Linked DNA regions of Homo sapiens: regions 1 and 2 are each linked to region 3. The links are chromatin loops, found by intact Hi-C in ENCODE. Cell type or tissue: CD4-positive, alpha-beta T cell. All regions are shown on one strand. Region 1 overlaps RGS3 (regulator of G protein signaling 3). Region 2 has its middle 35 kb from the start of SLC46A2. Region 3 overlaps LOC105376223 (a long non-coding RNA gene).

Region 1 (2,500 bases), 68 kb after region 3:
TGGGCACCCAGGAACTCCTGCCTAAGTAAACAGAGGCTCAGAGACCCAACATTCCCTGCCACCAGCCCCTTCCATCCCCAAAGCCCCCACCCGCGGCACACAGGTGAGGGAGGGAAACCCCACTGCTGGGAACAGCCTGGCCATGAAGTGGAATCGGCCTGGCAGACTCTCCGGCCACAGGGATCTCCTCCTGGGACAGTCAGGTCCCCAGCTCACTGGGGAGAAGCCAGACGGCTGGCACTCAGGACAGAGGCTTCATTGCAGGCAGTGAGCAGGTGAGAGGGCAGGGCTTCTGCTGTGTCACTAGGCCAATCCCTGCCCCTCTCTAAGCCTCTATTCCTTAATTTCTAAAATCAGGATCATAATGATTAAGTCAGGATTCTGAAGTTCAAAGGAGACCTGAGATGGTCAGCAGTGTATAAAATAAATCATTACACAGGCCTGAGTGCACCTCTCTTGCCTTATAGCTTTCCATGGCTCCCTAGTGCCCTCGGGATAACATTCAAACTCCGTAACACGACTGGATCTACCATCTTAGGATCAGGGCAGAAAGTTCCATTCAGTTATTCCTTCAGTTATCTCTCCAGCCTGGCCCCTACTTCAGCAACCTCCTCAACTCTGCCTTCCAACCAACAGAAGGTCTTCATCTCCATGTGCAATTCCTTCCTCGGGGGATGCTTTTGTGAGTCTCCCACCTGCATGGATGGATGGATGGATGGATGGATGGATGGATGGATGGATGGATATGTGGATAGGTGGATGGATAGATGAGTGGATGGATGGATGGATGGATGAATATATGGGTGGGTGGGTGGATAGATGGATGGATGGGTGGATGGATGGATGAGTGGATGGATATATGAATGCATGGGTGAATAGATGGATGGGTGGGTGGGTGGGTGGATGGTAGATGAATGCATGGGTGAATAGATGGATGGGTGGGTGGGTGGGTGGATGGATGAAGGAGTGGATGAGTGGATGGATGGATGAATTACACCTTCATTTAGCTCATACTATAGGCCAGACCCTGGATGGGGCATAATTCAGATACTATCTCATTAAACCTCACAATAAACCTATAAAGTAAATAGAGGCTCAGAGAATTTAAGTCACTTCCCCAAGGAGACCCAGCATGTAAGTGACAGAGCTGGAATCTGCCTCAATTCAAGGCCTGTGTTTCTCCACCAGAGGATGCTGCTACTCAAAAATGCAAGGTCAGAACACATTTTAATGTTTCCTGTGAAAGACTCGGGAAGTGCTGCCTCCTTCCTGAGAATGCTGCCCCACCAGAGTTGTAAACATACATGTGTGTACGTGCACACAGAGGCACACACCGTATGGTGTGTGATTTCAGAGCAAGTGTTTGGAACCAGACCTGGATATAAATCCTGCTTTCACCAACTTTGGGTAAGTTTCCTAGCCTCTCGGCTTCCATTTTTTTAGCTATGGCTTAGGCATAGTGACAGCCACTTCACAGGGCTGATGGAAGGTTCACCAGGATAAACTCTGGACCCCAAGGCCCAGTCCTGGCACCCACGCTAACCTCAGTAACCAGTGGTCATTGCCCAGTGAGTGTTACCACTGTCACCATTCAGGGCACCCTTCAGTGCACATACAGGCTGCACTCATGCTGGCCTGGCAAGGCCATGCCCAAGGCCCCCACCCGTGGGAAAGAGCCCTCGGGCCCTGGGCTTCCTCCCATTCTAACCTCAGCTTCCGTACTTTATCGGCTCCACACAATGGGCCTGGGGACCACTCCCACCCAGCCGCCATCCTCAGCCTCTGCGCTGCTGGGAAATGGGCTCTTCCTTCCACTGTGGGGAGGAGAGTGTCTTCAGCAGGGACTGACCCAAGCCTAGCAGCCTGACAGAGGGGCTGGGCAGCTCTGGCCCTAGGAGTCAGCCCCCTGGGCTGCTGGGGAAACCCCAGCACCAAAAAGAGCCTGTGAGCCAAGGAGAAATTGAGGTGAAAAAATCGGGTTCTGATTCCCAGCCCTAGGGACTCACCATAGCTGCAGGGAGGCTTTGGCCTCTGACCTTGGAGGGGGCCAGAGTGGCTCCTCAGACTCTTCCCTCCCCTCCCACAGCTGCATCAATGCCTGCCCAGGGCCTAGTCTGCAAAGGCCCTCCAAAGGGATTCTCCTTTCCATCTTCTCCCCACTGTCTCACTATGTGACCTTGTCCAGCTGAAAAGCAGATGGAGGTGAGTCCAGGACCATACAGCCCTTCCTTCACTCCAGGCAGAATCCCTGGGCCCTGCCCAGCCTCATCCAGCCACCTCCAGGGACTAGGAGCTCACCACCTCTTGGAACAATAATTATAATTCTTACTGTAATTATAACTGTAATTATAGTAATGATTAAGAGTGTAGATTTTTAATTGCCTGGATTTGAAGCTTAGCTCAATCATTTATTAGCTCATTGACCTTAGCTCAGTTACATCCCTCTCTGTGCCTCAGTTTCCTTATTTGTAAAATGCGGGTAATAACCGGACTTCCCTCA
Region 2 (2,500 bases), 730 kb after region 3:
TGAGCTGAGATCAGGCCACTGCACTCCAGCCTGGGCCACAGAGCGAGACTCCATCTCAAAAAAAAAAAAAAGAAAAAAAAGATTGTCAAATGTTAATTACTGAAGCTGGATGGTGTGCCCAGAGAGGGTTGGTGAATTATTCTTTATGCTTTTATTTGCAACTGGGCCGGAGGGTAGTGGGGTGGGGGACAAATCCGTCTTCAAATGTAGGCTAGCCATTTGCAGCTGAAATCCTTTTAGTGTTGCCTGGGCAACTCCAGATGACTCTTCCAACCATGTGTGGATGATCTGCTCATAAGAACTTCATTATTGCTTTGAAATACTGAATATAAAAAAGTTCCATTGGATTTGAAATGAATTTACCACAAAATTTCAACTTTACATTTGTCAATGAAAGAAAATAAGTGATGTTAACTGTAATTTTAACTTTTAGAAAATCTCAAAGGTTGTGAAGAAAAATGGTTAAACACTTGGTCACCTACTGATGCAGAGTTTCACTGATGAGCGCTATCAAGAATTTGAAGAGGTTTTTACTTAAAACTCTTAATCATAAATTTCACGGCAGTATTTCCAGCATAAAAACTGATAGTAGAAAGCTGAAGTTTTTTCATTTGAAAAAAAAAAAAAACTTAGAGTGTCTTTGGAAATTTCCTGTAAATCGAATCTTTAATATATTTTCTAATATGTGCATTTTATATTTATTATAATTATATAATGAAAAATAAGTCCCACATGATGCCCCTAAAGCTCCTCTAGCACACCACAGTGCATCATGTCAATATTATCACTTTCTATGTATGCTAATAATCTGAAAAATACTGGGAAGCTGGGAAGCACCGCTATAGATTCACTAAACAAATAATACAAAGCTTTGCATTCTTTAAAATTGAAGGTTATGTTCCAGGAAGATTAAACAGCAACTTTATAATGAACAGTCCAAGGAGAAATTTAGAAAGTGATTTACCTCCAAGAAGTAAAACCCGCTGACATGTAAATATCTTTAAAAAGAAGAAGAAAACACCGTTCCTCCTCAAAGCTGGTCTTATTTCTATGCTCCTCAGTTTACAATGGCAGCCATTTTCCCTCCCTTCCTGGGGAAAATAACAACCAGCCCATTATGGTGAATTCTCACAGTGACTAAGGTGGTCCTTCCCTGTGGTGTGAGCACTGTGAAGTTAGGTGTCTAGCATAATCCTGTGAGTTTTTATTTTGACATGTTTGAGCCACTTAAGGATAAATTACAGAGCACTGTGTATCAAGATGACAAAGACAGTCTCAAATTCATTAAAGTGTTGTGGAGGGCAGCGGGTACTTGAAAATTCTAAACAGGATTTGTCGACACGAATATTTTTCAAGAGATTACACAGGTCACTCGATATGGCAGAAGGGAAAACATGCTTTACAATGGTGACATCTGGCGGTCACCATCCAAATCAAATGATTAAGCATCATCAATAGTGGGGCAATCTGACATTGTGTCTCCTTATGTGATACAAAATGACTCCCACCGCATCGCCTACGACACATTCTTGCTAAAAATGTAAACTTGAACTTAAGCCTTTAGCCCTAGTCTCCAATTTAGAGGAAATTCAAGGGATACAGAAACAGGTTAAAAAACACTGTGAGAAAATTATCAAACAAATCCAGAAGGTGGGGTGTTTAAAAAGATAATTGTCTCTTTAAAAAGTCAGTATCATAGAAGCAAAAGTCAGGGGTGTAGAAAAACGTGGGAGCACTGTTCCCAGGGCACTGTTGATCACTGATCTATCACCTGAAGTTTCTATAAACGAAAATAGAACTGCATATTTTGGTAGATGAAGTGAAGAAGTGTAAGTTGTCTTTTCTTTCATTGCTTCTCCCAGTAACTTCAGCCAGAAGCAGCCTCTCCAAGGTTTAAAAATGGTCAACTTCTCTTTGATTTAATATCTCCATCTATAAGATTATTACAGTCGTCCCATAATTTGGAAAAGATTGAGAAGAGCTGATTGCAACAGTAACACAGTGCTCCTAAGGGTATAGTTCTGAATGGTCACCCTCCCTTCCTTCCCCTGATCGCAGGCAATCTCCAGGTTTCCATGGGCCCCAGAAGAGCAGGGAATCAGATCTGGTTCCAGTGGCCATCACCTCACAAACAAAACAATTGTCTCCATTCCTTCCCGGAAACCCACTCCACTTTTTCCTTTAAGCCCTCAAAACAGAGCCAGACTGTTTTCCCTTTCCCCAGACAATGGGGCTACTCACTTGTCCCCCTCCCCAAAAGGAGGCTACACTCAGGGACTCCAGGGGAACCCCTGTCTTACCTTCTAAGGAAGGATACCCTAAGTAATTTTTCTAAGGGACCTACTCTTTCTTAGGGAGCTTCTTCAGAAGCTACCTCTAATAAATACAAGGAGTGGAATGATTGGTTCATTGTAACAGAAGATTGGTGGGGGAAGAGGACCTACAAACTTAATCTCTAGTAATACATCATCTCTGGTAGGATACACCACTATATCTTATT
Region 3 (2,500 bases):
CCCCCAGCAGATGTCTGATCTCCCTGGCCTGCCTTCAATGACAATCCCCAGAATCCTGTTAAATAGGTTTAGCCAGAATCCCCCTCACCCTGAAGGTTTCCTCTTGGTAATTTTCCATCCACTGACCCCACCCTGCCCCTCAGCTGTAAGTCCCACCTGCCCATGCTGTCTTAGAGTTGAGTCCAATCTGTCTCCCTGTTGCAATGGTCCCTATACCTACATCAAGAGTCCTAACTAAAGTCTTTGTTACCATGCTTTTAACAAGTATCATTGAAGAGTTTCTCCTTTAACCCCTGCATGAGAACCACCTGAATCCTGAAGCCCATCCTGAAATGTGCTGAGTCACAACCTCTGGTGGGTCTGCCCAGAAGCCCTCTCTTATTTTAATGCCATATCAAGTTTGAGAACTACCCCCTAATAGGGTCTTGAAGCTCTATTTTTGGCACAGCCCACGTCTCTTGATGGAAAAAGATTTTGCTCCTAGTCTGAAGCATAGTTCTCACATTGGTCCGTTCTCCAGGCACGTAGAGGGCTGGCATTAGACTCTCCGTGTTTATTTAAGGGGGATGATTTGGGGGGAGCAGAGAGGGAAGCAGTAACCTTGGGAGCAAAGCATGGGTCATGGCCCAGGCTTTTTTTCTGCCTCTACATCCTCAGGAGACTTTTCCCTGGTAAGATTGTGCAGATACTGTGGCTTGTGTACGGCTCACAGCTTAGGCACAAACAATGGAGTTCATTAATTCTCATTTCCAGGCGCACCTTCACCACCAATCCAGGCAGGCCCCCTCCACACTTTGTTTTATTGAATTCTCTCAGTGCCCCACCCTGCCCCCACCACTTCCTACCAGCATTAGCTGTAGGAGGATGACCAACGGGAGAGATTGCTCAGGCCTGAGGGGTTTCCTGGGACATGGGACTTTCAGAGCTCAAACTGAGGAAGTCCAGTGAGGAAATCCTCTCTCACTCTCTCACCCCCTCCTTCTTTCCCTTCCTCTCTCCTTTCCTCCCTCCCTTCCTCCCTCCCACATTCATGGAGCATCCGTCTGTACTGGAGATGAGCACAGTCAGGGCTCTGCCCTCAAGGAGCTCGCTGGGCAGTGGGGCACTGGGGAGTGGGGCGCTCCAGGCACAGGAGTCAGCCCTGAGAAGTCCTGGAGGTATTGGGTGCAGCAGAGTGGGACAGAGAGGATTAACGGAGCAGTGGAGAGGTCAGGCCTGCATCCTACTCCAGGCCCCACTCATTACCCACAGCACCTAGCAAAGCCATCCACTTGTCCTAGGGTGGGGCACAAGGCTCAGGGATGACTACACGTTTCCCAGGAGCCCTGTGGATTGGGCCCGGTAGCTTAGCTGGGACAAGAACCAGGGAAAGGCTTCAGCCACTGACTGGTGCCATTTGGGAAGTGGCCACAAGGTGGTAGCAGAGGATCGGTGGCGTCACCTAGCTACAACCCCAGAGCTCTGGTGATCTGGCTGTGGCCGTAGATAGCTGAGCCAGTCTCTGTGCCAGATCCTGGGACAACGTGGTCACCACTCTGATGAATGGAGAAGGTGAGAGTCAAGGTGTCAGAAATGCATGTACGTGCATGTATGTGGGCACATGTGTAAGTATACGTATGTCCATGCATGTCGTGGTGTACGCATATGATGCCTATATATGTATTGTGTGTGTGTGTGTGTGTGTGTGTGCAATGTGTACATGTGCATGTATACATATGTGGGCATGGTATACACATGTATATTTGCTCACATGGGTGTGCTCACATGTGCACACCTATATACAGATATGCATGCCTTGTGTGCACACGTGTGTTGTGCTCATGCGTGTGAGCATTTGTGTATGTGTTGTGCATATGTATGTGTGCATGGCTTTGTATGTGTATGGGCATATGTGTGTGCATATGATTCATGCCCATGTGTAGATATGTGTGTGTGTGTCTGTGTGCACAACATGTGCATGCGTATGTGTCTGCATTGTTGGCTCCCCCATCCCGAGCCTTCCAACGGTCTGTCTCAGGGATGACAGATGACTGAGCTTCCGAGGAAGCCAAGATGACGGACATAAAGCTGCAGCTGAAGATTGTTCAGGACTCGGCCAAGCAGCTGCCCACAGCCAAAAACTATGCGTGGAAGGCCTGCCAAGCGCTAAGCCACCTGTGCGCTAAGCCAAGCACAGGGAAATGTACAGCGTGTGGAAGGTGTTGTAACCACCAGCAATACAGTATTGCTGGTGGTCAGGGAAGACCTCTGTATGAAGTGACCTTTCAGCAGAGACAGGAAGGAAGTGAGGGCTCAAGGCAGGCGGATGTGGACGGGGAGGGTCTAGGCACTCCTGGGGCAGTGCTGTGTTTGGGGCAATCAAGCAGCAGCAAGGGGTGGGTGAATGAGGGGGGAGCTGGAGAAATTAAAGTTGGGGGTGGGGGCACGTGATTCTGAAGCCCACCTGGGTCCTGGCCACCTTTGGTTTCATCTCCGCCCCCTGGCTGCCCCTCCCCTCTCA

The links. Peaks named below come from ENCODE experiments on the same cell type or tissue, not always from the same donor. Only the 100,000 strongest peaks of a DNase experiment are listed, where the experiment ranks them.
Region 1: it touches region 3 in a loop (10-fold over the local background); 108 of 110 quality-filtered maps call a loop at or near these places.
Region 2: it touches region 3 in a loop (4-fold over the local background); 13 of 110 quality-filtered maps call a loop at or near these places.

The regions. Positions count from the first base shown.
Region 1 is chr9:113,588,803-113,591,302 of GRCh38, reverse strand. The region is part of intron 18 of RGS3 (regulator of G protein signaling 3); the gene reads right to left. Among named protein-coding and RNA genes, the nearest start is that of RGS3, 130 kb to the right of the region's middle. RefSeq lists enhancers at 1,335-1,834, 1,835-2,336. In CD4-positive, alpha-beta T cell, a CTCF peak has its summit at 1,178 (motif pointing right); a DNase peak (open chromatin) is centred at 1,192; H3K27ac peaks cover 784 bases.
Region 2 is chr9:112,924,170-112,926,669 of GRCh38, reverse strand. No RefSeq gene overlaps it. Among named protein-coding and RNA genes, the nearest start is that of SLC46A2, 35 kb to the right of the region's middle. In CD4-positive, alpha-beta T cell, no CTCF peak of the experiment used is centred here; a DNase peak (open chromatin) is centred at 1,409; H3K27me3 peaks cover 503 bases.
Region 3 is chr9:113,657,069-113,659,568 of GRCh38, reverse strand. The region is part of intron 2 of LOC105376223 (a long non-coding RNA gene); the gene reads right to left. Among named protein-coding and RNA genes, the nearest start is that of RGS3, 190 kb to the right of the region's middle. RefSeq lists a silencer at 1,350-1,429. In CD4-positive, alpha-beta T cell, CTCF peaks have their summits at 1,201 and 1,407 (motif pointing right); a DNase peak (open chromatin) is centred at 1,428.